4 separate regions of the Homo sapiens genome follow, and regions 1, 2 and 4 are each linked to region 3. The links are chromatin contacts, found by Hi-C or POLR2A ChIA-PET in ENCODE. All regions are on one chromosome and are shown on one strand. Each heading gives the region's core, a stretch centred on a gene start or an enhancer-like site at or near the end of the contact. The rest is flanking DNA. Distances are from core to core; before and after follow the strand shown.

Region 1 (2,838 bases), core at 208-2,707, 85 kb after region 3:
GCCTATATGATAGGCTAAAAGATGTCATTTCATTTTTTGTTTGTGTAAAATGGCAAAGATCAACCTGTCCTGTGAATGAGTATTCAAGAAAAAGTAATTAACATTGCTATCAGCAATTTCCTTGTATGCATCAACCAGTTGGGTGAACTCATATAAATATTCCTGCTGATTTCTCTATTAAAAAATGCTTAGAGAATAGACAATTTAGGAGATTACTGCTACTCCAGGAGTGGCCACTTTAGCAGGACTGTTGACATGGAGACTTTCCATGACCTTACACACATGTTGATAAGAATGCCTGTGGCCTCTGGTTCTCATCAGTATTGAGTAGATTGATAATATTCTCAGTGGTCTTCTCATAGCGAGTCCAGCAAACCATCAACAAAGTAAAGCTAATAAGAGAGGGATTTTTTAAAATCTTTCAGCAGAGAAGCATTAGGGCAAGTTATATTTATCTGATCATGTACTACTATTTCTCCCAGGGAGTGTGAGAGGATGGGGAGCCGATAGTGTTCCATGAAAGTAGAAAAGTTTTCTGATTCACCACAAAGATGAATTTGTTTTCCACATAATGAATGTGTAGTATTTGATTCTCCCCACACTAAAGTGGTTCGGTTTATTTTTACATCAAGTAAATTTTAGCCATCTCCCTTGCTTTATTAATACTCTCTAACCCAATTTCCTTTCATTTCAAAACCACCAATGGTGAGGAAGGGTAAACAATAAGAACGACATGTAAGAAATTGTGGTATCCAAAAACAAAACGAAAAGCCCTATTTGCTTTACCTCATGTCGTAATTTCCCAGACTTGTTCCTCTTGGCAGTGTTGAGCTCCGCGTTTTCTCCCAGGGAGCAGAGCAACTTCTTACAAAACCTTACTTCGTGGGTTTTCCCAGGTGCCTGTTATTTCCTGAGCAGCACATAGTAGCAGTCCCTTAATCTTTACAGTTCTGAAAGTTGGCAAAGTGCCTTCAGAAAGTCTTGTCTTATTTCAATTGATTCCTTTGCAACAACCCAATAGGAGTCAGGACATGTATCATTATTTCCAGTTTATAAACAGCAGAAACTTCCATTTCTAGAGGTACATAACTGGCTTACACTATGATAAGCCACGACATGGAGATCAGAACCCAAGTCTTTGGAGTGTAAATGAGGCAGTCTTTCCCCAGGACTCCTGTCCTCTTACCAATACATCAGTGAATGGCTGGAAATAAAAATTTAATAGGCAATGACTTCCTGCTGTTCTCTAGTCTTGCCTACCCAAATCCTCTTCACACTCAGAAAATGCACATGAGACACTATTGACAAAACTAAGTACAAGTTTCGAAGCATTGACCTTTGAATAGGAAGGAAAAAGAAAAAAGAAATTTGCAAGCATAAATTTGTATACTGCTTACCTCATAAGTTTTACCCTTTTTCCTCCAGACCAACCATTTCTTATAGTCTGTTCCTAACTCCTCCTGGCTTCTGCCTAGACTTGCTGCTGACAGCCTTTTTTGTCTGAGTAAGTTGTATTTGCCCCTGCAGACTCTGCTCAGACTTTTCCCAGGCTGGTCAGGAGAGTCCTCTTCTGATCCAGTCTATTTCTCTTCTTATCAAATTATTAAAATTTCTGCTAAAGTGTACATAACCCTCTATAGGATATGAGCCCATTTACGTTTCTTATTTATCTTGCGTCCTCTGTATTTAACTCAGTGCAGGGAATTTCAGCACTGAAATGTCTGTGGAATTAGGATTTAATAAGCAATGGTTTTATTGGCTAGGAAATAGCGGCAAACAAAGGTGAGCCTCCAGAGGTGTAACTTCCCTATCCAAACTTTCTCTGTGGGGACTGAGAACCTAGGAAGGGAATGAGTCACCTCCTTTTACACGTTGCCATGAGTTGGTCTAGAGAGGGGAGTAGAACAGACGGAGTGAGGCCAAGGGTCCTAGGATATAAGGGTACACCTGTGGGTACTGTGGTGACCATGGAGGTGCCCCATTCAAATCTTCCTTCCAGAGGACCCGCAGCAGAGAAGAGAGCTGACTAACAGCCTTCTGATGCCCCACCTTTAAGCTGGTTGCAGCGTTCAAACCAGATGCTACTTTCCACGGGCTGCTCCCAGATAATGGCATAGTGCAGTGGGGATAATAGGACCAGGCCACCTCTGCCTGACACAGAACTCCTCTAATGAGAAGCTTCAGGTCTTGGAGCCGGGGGATCCTCACTGGCCTGGCAGAGACATTCTTAGAGCTGCACTGTGGTCTGAGGCTCCTCCCAACTCCGTCCTTCCTTCTTGCTCTCCTTTCTCAGACCCGCATCAGGGGCTGAAGGCCATCCCCGACACCTCATGCTCCCTGCCCGTTTTTCCTAATAAATCTCTTGCTCATCTAATCCCATTTTGACTGGGTCCTTTTTAGAGGACCCAGACTGACAGAGATACTTCAAGATTTAGGGCTAAAAGTGTATTTTTTAAATGCCACTCAAAATCTGTAGACCACTATCCAGAATTTAACAATGCCCTACTTAGTCTTGAGCTGTGTAGTAGTTTAGAGTTAGAGCTTAAAATACAAGATAGAAAAATAGGTTCTGCTTCTGCACATCTGAGGTACACACAGGCAAAGTGGAGGGGCAAAGGAGCCCAGGCTGGCCTGCCACTGGTGCAAGAAGGATCAGGCTGCTGTGGAATCCTGTGACAACTGGACTGTGGCCAAGTCATCGGGGTACCACATGGGTTGAGGAGCACGGAGCAGGCCTCTGACAGCCACAGAATATAAATAACACAGCTGCCTCCGCCACTAGCCAGCTGAGGAGAGCCACAGAGAAGAGGAGAGGGCAAGAATTAACTTGCGCATCAG
Region 2 (2,839 bases), core at 151-2,650, 130 kb after region 3:
TTTCAACATCAGCTTCATGTGTGCAGAATACTGCAGACTTCCTCGATACAGAGAGCAAGAGTGCAGTAAGGTCGGCCAGGCACGGTGGCTCACGCCTGTAATCCCAGCAGTTTGGGAGGCCAAGGCGAGCGGATCACCTGAGGTCAGGAGTTTGAGACCAGCCTGGCCAACATGGCAAAACCCCGTCTCTACTAAAAATACAAAACAAATTAGCCGGGTGTGGTGGCGTGCGCCTGTAATCCCAGCTACTCTGGAGGCTGAGGCAGGAGAATCACTTGAACCCAGGAAGCAGAGGTTGCAGTGAGCCAAGCTCGAGCCACTGCACTCCAGCCTGGGCAACAGAGCAAGACTCTATCTCAAAAAACAAAAGAAAAGAAAGAAAAAAGAGTGTACTAAGATCTACAGCTAGGAGGTGCTGGCTCCAAAGAGGTCACCTGGTGACTCAAACATCCACCTGCCACAGCACTGGCATGTGGAAAGCAAGACATGCATTCTCTGAATGCTGCTAATAGGGGTTCTCTCAACCTCTGGGAACTAATTTATTTGTGATTTCTGAAAATACATCAATCAAAAGAACATCAAAACTTGGGGGAAAAAAAACAACAAACTCCCTTCAAGGGCATACTTAAAAACAGACTGAGTTGCCGTGTGCGGTGGCTCATGCCTGTAATCCCAGCACTTTGGGAAGCCGAGGTGGCTGAACACCTGAGGTCGGGAGTTCAAGACCAGCGTGACCAACATGGAGAAACCCCATCTGTACTAAAAATACAAAATTAGCCGGGTGTGGTGGTGCATGCCTGTTATCCCAGCTACTCCGGAGGCTGAGGCAGGAGAATCGCTTGAACCAGGAGGTGGAGGTTGTGGTGAGCCGAGGTCACAACATTGCACTCCAGTTTGGGCAACAAGAGTGAAACTCTGCCTCAAAAAAAAAAAAAAAAAAACAGACTGAGTTGAAGAAAACCACCTCCTGTTATTGTAACCAAAATTTTGTAGCCAAAATGGAATCTTTTTATGACTATACAAATTGTGCTGTCTGGGAAGACTGAAAATTTTCTTGGCATTTAAAAAATATTGTATGAATAGGCTAAAATGTCCCCAGTTTCCGTAAAAAGGGAAGCAAGTCTTATTAAAAGTTTTAAGAAATGTATGATGGCTAGCTAAACAACAGTATCATATGGAAGATCTACAATTTTGAGAAATTTATGTCTGTTAACAGACCCAGTATATTTAGCCCAGTTCAATTTATTAGAATATCAATTCATTCTTTACACAATATCAATTCCAGAAGTAAAACAGTTGAGGGAGTATACTGTCTCTACAAGTCAAACAATAATACAGTTTAAATAACAAAACCAACCATGTGACAATCCAGTTATTTCAATTACTTAAACATCTGAATCATAAAAACCACAGAGCAGCCTGAATGATGTCATGGTACCTGGCATCCAGCTGGCTTTGAAACCTCTGCCTAATTGAAACTGCTTCTCCTGATATTGACTTAAATAGTGAATCTGTATCTTTTGACAAAGACGAACCAATGATACTAGGTAACCGTGAGTGCAACTGATGGACATATGTTAGTTGTAAAAAGTGATTTTTTTAATTGACAAAACCTGGATTAGTGAAAAGACAGAGTCAGCACAATGTCACTGTTACTCAAAGACACACACAGCTGTAAATGGAATCATCAATTAGTAAATTAATAAATTTATATTAATTACTCTCGAGAGAATAATGTGTGCTTGACTAATATTTTTATATGCTTTAATTCATTAAATTATACAATTAATAAATATTTGTCAGGCACCCATTATGCTCTCAAAGTGTTGTCCTTGCCCAAATGGAGCCTACATCTTGTTTCATAAGAATAATATAAGATAATTTGAAAACAACAATGTAAGATAATGCTCAATAAATGATTTATACAAGAGGTACAGCAACAATTCAGAGAATGCTGATATAAGTGTCACGTGATGTCTTCAGGGAAGTCCAGAGATGAAGTAAAAATCTGAAGGTGAGGTAGAGTTCCCACAGGAGGAATAAGAAAGACATTCGAATCAGGAATGGAGGCGGGAAGTACAGGTGAGCATGGTGAGTAAGCAAAGAGATACGGAAGAAGCACAGCCTTTATCTGGAAGATTAAGAGAAATATGTCAGGAACAGGCTGTCTACAGGAAATTTAAGCCAGGGTGCAGGTTTCATGACTGTAATCCCAGCACTTTGGGAGGTAGAAGAGGAAGGATCACTCGAGGCCAGGAATTCAGGGCCAGCCTGGGCAATATAGCAAGACTCCATCTCTATAGCAAGTTTTAAAATAAAAATAAAAAACACGTTTCAAAAAGAAAATGCAGAATATATTTAGAATAGTAGTAGTCTTTTCTTTGTTTGTTTGTTTGTTTGAAGACAGGGTCTCACTCTATTACCTAGGACGGAGTGCAGAGGTATGCACATGGCCCACTGCAACCTCCACCTCCTGGGCTCAAGAGATCCTCCGACCTCAGCCTCCCAAATAGCTGGGACCACAGGCACACACCGCTACATCTGGCTAATTTTTTTGTATTTTTTGTAGAGACAGGGTTTCACCATGTTGGCCAGGCTGGCCTCGAACTCCTGGCCTCAAGTGATCTGCCCACCTAAGCCTCCCAAAGTACTAGAATTACAGGCTGGGAGCCACTGCACCTGGCTGTAGCTGCCATTTCTGAGTTCTTAGTGTGTATTGGTCATTTTTTATATCACTCTTCTCAATTGCCCTGTGAGATAGGCATTATTACCCCTCTTTTGCAGATAAGGAGACTGAGGGTCAAAGAAGGTAAATAACTTGCCCAAATTCACACAGCTT
Region 3 (3,041 bases), core at 379-2,878:
ATCATCAAGTTGTGGAGACTAAAGACCACCCATTCCTGCAGTTTGTGAGACTGGCACTTCCTTTCTAGTGTTGGCTGTTCACCTCTTAGTCCATAGGAGAGAGAAGCAACTTTCCCATAAATCTCTCTTTTGGTTTAACTTTACCAATATTCTGTTCCTTGTAACTCCCAATGCTGAAACAAACACAGACTCCTACCCCATGGCAGGAATTGTGCTACCTGCTGGGGTAATGAAGATAGATATATTAATAATAGTTTCCGCCTTCAAAAATCTCACAGAGCATCAATAGTAAATGTGGTCTTACTCTCACTTATTTGATTAATCCATAATTAATATATTTGAGCACATGTCTTTTCTCCTATGAGGAACACTGTTCATGCAGTTTGACACTGGAAATTCTGGCAAGACAGAGCGTTTATCAAGCTTTGTGGTTATGTGTATTAAATACAGACCTTTTAACTGCTACTGGTAACTTGTTTTTAACTATAGGATATAATCTCCTGATGTTATATTTAAAATATCATTTGATCCAGTAAAATTTAAATACCAATTAGAGACATTTTAGAAAAAAAAAAATTCTTTTGTTTGTTTTTGAGACAGGGTCTCACTCAGTCCCCCAGGCTGGAGTGCAGTGGTGTGATCATGGCTCACTGCAGCCTCAACCTCCTGGGCTCAAGTGATCCTCACACCTCAGCCTCCGAGTAGCTGGTACTGAAGGTGCTCACCACCATGCTTAGCTAATTTTTTAAAAAAAATTTTTAGAGACAATGTCTTGCCATGTTGCCCAGGCCAGTCTGAAACTCGTGGCCTCAAACAGTTCTCCACCTCAGCCTCCCAAAGTGCTGAGATTACAGCCACTGAGCCTGGCTAAAAAATATATATATATATATATTTTTATATATACATGTATATATATAATTTTTATATATACATGTATATATTACATGTATATATATATTTTTATATATACATGTATATATATTTTTATATATACATATATTTATATATACATATATATTTACATATATATACGAGAAAAAAAGTAACAAATTTCCCAGATAGTTAACAAGAAAGGAAGGAAATACTTTAAAAGTAAAACTTAAGATTTAAGTGATTTTTTTTTTTGCACTTTGAAAATACATCTTGCTTTAAACACACAAAATCTTAGCAGCTGGAAGCCTGTTATGTGTTTAATTAAATGGCCCACACATGTGTTTGTAATGCACAGCACTGTGGTCTGTGAACGGAATCCTGGAATCCCCGGGGTGTATGGTCAGCCTTTTGCCTCACTGAACTCTCCTCTGGAGGCCATGGGAAACAGGGTACTTGTTTGAGTTTTCTCCTCGGGTCCACATTTCCTCTATCGACTACTGCTGTGTAAACAGACTCATGTTCAAAAGGTGCTGGGCTCCATTGACCTAATCCACTCTGAAGTGCCAGATCTGTCCACACGTCCTCGGGATTAGGCCAGCATGGCCAGCTCACCCTGACTTTGCCTAAGGGATGGTGCAGTGGACTTGGACCTCCCCCAAGCCAGGTTCATCTGATTGGTTTCCCTTTTGCGCTCTTCTTCCCCTGGGAGAGGATATCCTCAGCATGGACTGGGGCCCACAGAGCATGGAAGCTGAAACACCGATTCTTCCTCAATGAGCTGAAGTTCTCCAGATGGCAGCAAGCGCTCGTCATGCAAATTCTTGGCAGCAGGGAGCCTGTCAAGTGGCTACTGCTGCTTATTGTTACCAACACTCCCCCACCCCCTCCACACAAATGCAGAAGAAACACCATCTGTCGCCTGTGGGGCTGAGCGGTTCTTTCCAAGTCCCTTCTAGTCAGTGCCGCTCAGCAGCCCTGCGCTGTGCGCACGGTCCAAACAGGAGTTGCCTCTCCTTGAGCCAGGGAGGACCCCGTCCGGTGCTGGCAGTTCTCTTCTTCCACGCCTCCTGGGCCTGGCCCCTCATCCAGGGCCGAGCCGGGGCGTTTTGCTAGCAGATTTCTCATAAGATAGTTATGTAACAAGAATAGGAAAACGATTGTGTTTCTCCCTTTAGATTCTGGGAAAGAAACAAGATGAACTGAGTTAGCAACGTGTCTCCATCACTAGTGAGAAATGTGAATAGAAGATAACTGGTTAAGGAGCACACTCCGGATGTGAAAAGCACAGCCTTGAAGTTAAAAGGTCGCCCATAACATCAGCGTGATTTCGGGTTTGTGTTCTCTTCTCTCCCACTGATGTTATGTCTCCTGATTAATGATGAACTCTCATAAGACCTAAAAACGTTCTGTACAAACGAAAGCTGTCGCCAAAAGACTCTAAGCTCTGGAGAAGGCTCAATATCTTGTCCATCTTTGAACTCCGAGACCATCCGTGCAGTCATTCAATAACTATTTTTTCTTGTTGTTGCTGTTGGATTTTTGTGGGATAGTTATATATACAAATACAAATGCAAGCAATAATAATATGCCATGTCATATCTGCGTTTTTAATGTTTTCTTTTTAACCCCAGAAAGTTGTTCATATGCCTCACCTCAGGTCATTCTATCTTCCTTTATCTGTGCAAATCTCCCATTTTATTTTTTAAAACATTTAGTATTAATTCCCCATAGACATAGACATCCCTAAAATGTAATCTCTGCCTTTCAAATCTACCTTTCATACATTTCCTTAGATGGATATTCCTGAAAAATATTCTACATTTGTCTTTTACATGTGTTTATTTTAATGTACATAGATTGAACTGTGATTGTATCAGTCCTGACTTTTTCACCATTCTTATCCTTTGAGGTCTATTCCATTGTCATTCTTCCTCACACAGATGTTACTTTCCCATGAAGCGTCTCGTTCTATTCCATTTTTTACTCCATGACTTGCATTAATGGGTAAATTTGAGAAGAATGGCTGGGCATGCTCTTCTCTGTCTTCCCCTTCTTCTTCATGGGTCCTGGCGACTTTCAGAGAGTCCACTTTTTCTCCTGCTTAGATGTGGCGCCCCATGTGGGCACCTGGCCCAAGGTGGAGATTCTGTCTACTCTGGTTTTCAGTG
Region 4 (2,886 bases), core at 335-2,834, 110 kb before region 3:
TTCAGACACATGGAACATCATTTCAACAACCACTGAATGGCTCAGATCCAGATCTCCAATTCCAGGTCTAGTGCTTTGCCAGTTCTGTTGTGGCAATGTGTATTAAAGAAAAAGAATGGCTAATTTGCTAATCACACATTCTGTAACAAGATCCATTCATATCTAAAACTTTTATCTGGTAGGAAAGGGATAGACCAGAAGCTGCATCTTTTATAGTCTTCTCCCTGAAGTTACCAAGGTTGATTTATGTTTTTATTTTGTTACAATCTTCTGCTTTCTTCCTGACTTCCTTTGGTTGGTTATCCATTCCCTGAGATTTGTTTTCTTAAAAGAAGGATGGAGGATGATGTTAGCTGGCAGCCAGGAAGTGGGTGTCACCGCCACAAAAGGTCAGTGGAGGGCTACAACCAGCATCATGGAAAGGGGCCTCTTAGTAAGGAAACATGGCCGTGCATTTCTCCAAGACCACGTGACAACCAAGAATCCTCTAGAGCTGGACAAGAGGAAATATTCCGGGAATGGCTTTGTGGTTGGCTGGACATTTGCACAAAGTCCTAAGAGAATTTTTAAGGGACCTGCCCAAACTCTGCCTGTCTATGTAAAAACTTTACTTGCATTCTTTGTTTCTTCATTTTCTACATTAAGACTGATGTCAAAATGAAACATAATTGGGCAGTTAGCAGCATTGCAAAAGCAATGAACTGAGATGTAACCCATTCATAAATAAAACCTATTACTTAATCGTTTACATTCATACAAGTATTTTTAGTTTTTGAAAATAACCAAGGAAATTCTCAGAAAATGTCAAGAGAAAAACTCAAAAGAAAGCCTCTCACAGACATGCAGGAGTCTGATAACAGTTTAAAATATTAATCTGACCTATTTTTTTTTTTACTTGTTACAACTTGGGCTTGCTCTAGATCATACCATCTTTAATTGGTGCGTTTGCTTTGCACTAGACTGTTTGCCTTTCTTCAGTTAACGAAGGAATTTTCCTGCATGAAATGATACAAACAAAGGTCAGATATCTGGGGCCAGAGTGTCAGCAGGAGCCCATGTTCTGGACTGTAAGGGGTAAATTACCACTGGTCACAAAGAAAAAGAGAGAGAGAGAGTAATTGGGTCTTGGTTTTCTGTTTTCCTGCAGGAAGATAATTGTGTTATTCACATGTCCATTTCCACTTAAGGAAAAAATAAACACATAGCAGATTACAGTATTCCAACACTCTGAATTACCCTTCTTTATCTCCATTTTAAAAGCGAAAGTCTTTTTCTATAACCGGTTAATTCCTGAGCTTCTGTCTTGTCTTCTTCCTCACTATGGAAGGATTTCTTCCCAGCACATGTTTATGTATTTTGAGGACTAACTAGTATTTCAAACTTCAGTATTCTTGCTTTTCTTTACCACACACTAATGAGAATTATTCTTGAATAACATTGTGCATTAATTATGGCTCCAGAGAGCAAGATTCCATTCAAGTTCAAGATAGGTTAATTCTAATTAGCATAAAGGTTAGAGATTGAATTTGAAAAGCTACTGTAATAAGCCATGAAACAACCAGGAAAACCACAGATTTTCTCTATGGGTAGTGATATATTGTGTTTGTTTATTTGTTAACACAAGCCGTAGTTCAGGAAGGGGCTGGATCATCAGACAGCAATGAGACCTGGAAAGGATGTGGGTAGTTGGACAGGGGCAGGGAGAAGAGAGTGCATTAAGAGGAATTAACAGAAAATATAATATGTAATCAATCCCTCAGCTCAGGAGGCAGCAATCTTTTCCTGTCAAAAGCCAGAGAGCAAATATTTTAGGCTGTGTGGACTACATACAATCTCTGTAGCCAATTGTTCTTTGTTTGCTTGTTTTTCTTAGAATGCTTTAAAAGATAAAAGCTATTTTTAATTTTTAGACCAAACACAAACAAGACGCATGCCAGACTGGGCCAATGAACTGTAGTTTGTGAACCCTGCTTTAGTCCATTTACACACAGCCATTAAAATTGACCTTTTTTAAAAAAAAAAAAAAAAAAGATTCAGAAATAAAGATGTCTAGTTGTTTAAAAATAGCTCAATCAGGTCATGGGTCAAATATGAGAAAACTTTTGGATTGTTAAAATATAATCCAGGGTGGGCCAGGCACAGTGGCTCATGCCTGTAATCCCAGCACTTTGAGAGGCCAAGGTGGGCAGATCACTTAAGGTCAAGAGTTTAAGACCAGCCTAGCCAACATGGTGAAAGCCCGTCTCTACTAAAAATACAAAAATTGGGTGAATGTGGTGCTGGGGGCCTGTAATCCCAGCTACTTGGGAGGCCGAGGCAGAAGAATTGCTTGAACCCAGGAAGCGGAGGTTGCAGTGAACTGAGATCACACCACTGCACTACAGCCTGGGTGACAGAGCCAGACTCCATCTCAAAAAATGAAAATAAAATAATAATAATAATCCAAGGTGTTAAGTCAAAGAGACAGATTTATTTGTGAGTTTTTGTTTTTTTCCCCCAACCCCCCCCCCAAAAAAAATTAAACTTAAAAAGGTGATTGTAGCGTCTAATTAAAGTTTTGGACTTCAAAAATAGAAAATTTACTCTTCTTTATCTATTTGTCTAAAATCCATGAAATATGTCGTAAGAGACCATAGCTGCCTAATATAGTCTGAGGACTGCCAGTTATATATTTCTCATAAATGCCAGGATAATGTTAATTCTTGGTTTGGCTATAAGAAAGGAGGAAGAGGATGAGAAAAACTAAGACAATATAATAACCACCAATAACCGATATAATTAACAAGCGTAAAGACTAATAATTAATAACCATTTAGCTGAACAGATGAGCTTTTAAAAGGCACAATCAAAGGTAAAAACTTTCTTTCTCATCACAAAAATGTAATC

The links. A loop is a pair of places that touch in the nucleus more often than their neighbours do. ChIA-PET counts read pairs that join two places held with the same protein, here RNA polymerase II (POLR2A). Pooled maps may share reads with other maps.
Region 1: a map of chondrocyte shows a loop between it and region 3 (2.3-fold over the local background). The contact joins the promoter of LINC02541 here to the enhancer-like site in region 3. A Hi-C loop is called at or near these places in 2 of 168 maps with a recorded cell type or tissue (cardiac septum and chondrocyte) and 2 of 50 pooled maps. POLR2A ChIA-PET finds 5 or more read pairs at or near these places in 5 of 52 experiments (BJ, GM12878, Panc1 and 1 more).
Region 2: a loop to region 3 is called in a map of IMR-90, with 2.2 times the contacts of the local background. The contact joins two enhancer-like sites. A Hi-C loop is called at or near these places in 1 of 168 maps with a recorded cell type or tissue (IMR-90) and 2 of 50 pooled maps. POLR2A ChIA-PET finds 5 or more read pairs at or near these places in 4 of 52 experiments (OCI-LY7, T-cell, WTC11 and 1 more).
Region 4: a loop to region 3 is called in a map of sigmoid colon, with 2.0 times the contacts of the local background. The contact joins two enhancer-like sites. A Hi-C loop is called at or near these places in 1 of 168 maps with a recorded cell type or tissue (sigmoid colon). POLR2A ChIA-PET finds 5 or more read pairs at or near these places in 2 of 52 experiments (BJ and T-cell).

What each region holds. Positions count from the first base shown.
Region 1 is chr6:113,648,618-113,651,455 of GRCh38, forward strand. It overlaps LINC02541 (long intergenic non-protein coding RNA 2541), which reads right to left and starts at 1,458. Exons shown (of 3, transcript NR_125844.1): 1 at 1,398-1,458.
Region 2 is chr6:113,689,436-113,692,274 of GRCh38, forward strand. No RefSeq gene overlaps it. Among named protein-coding and RNA genes, the nearest start is that of LINC02541, 41 kb to the left of the region's middle. Within about 2 kb of position 1,401, at least 2 of the 41 ENCODE cell types and tissues checked have a DNase peak (open chromatin) inside an H3K27ac peak, as active enhancers do.
Region 3 is chr6:113,563,168-113,566,208 of GRCh38, forward strand. The region is part of intron 1 of LOC124901379 (a long non-coding RNA gene); the gene reads right to left. Among named protein-coding and RNA genes, the nearest start is that of LINC02541, 85 kb to the right of the region's middle. RefSeq lists enhancers at 913-1,677, 1,678-2,441. Within about 2 kb of position 1,629, at least 20 of the 41 ENCODE cell types and tissues checked have a DNase peak (open chromatin) inside an H3K27ac peak, as active enhancers do.
Region 4 is chr6:113,456,912-113,459,797 of GRCh38, forward strand. No RefSeq gene overlaps it. Among named protein-coding and RNA genes, the nearest start is that of LINC02518, 25 kb to the left of the region's middle. Within about 2 kb of position 1,585, at least 3 of the 41 ENCODE cell types and tissues checked have a DNase peak (open chromatin) inside an H3K27ac peak, as active enhancers do.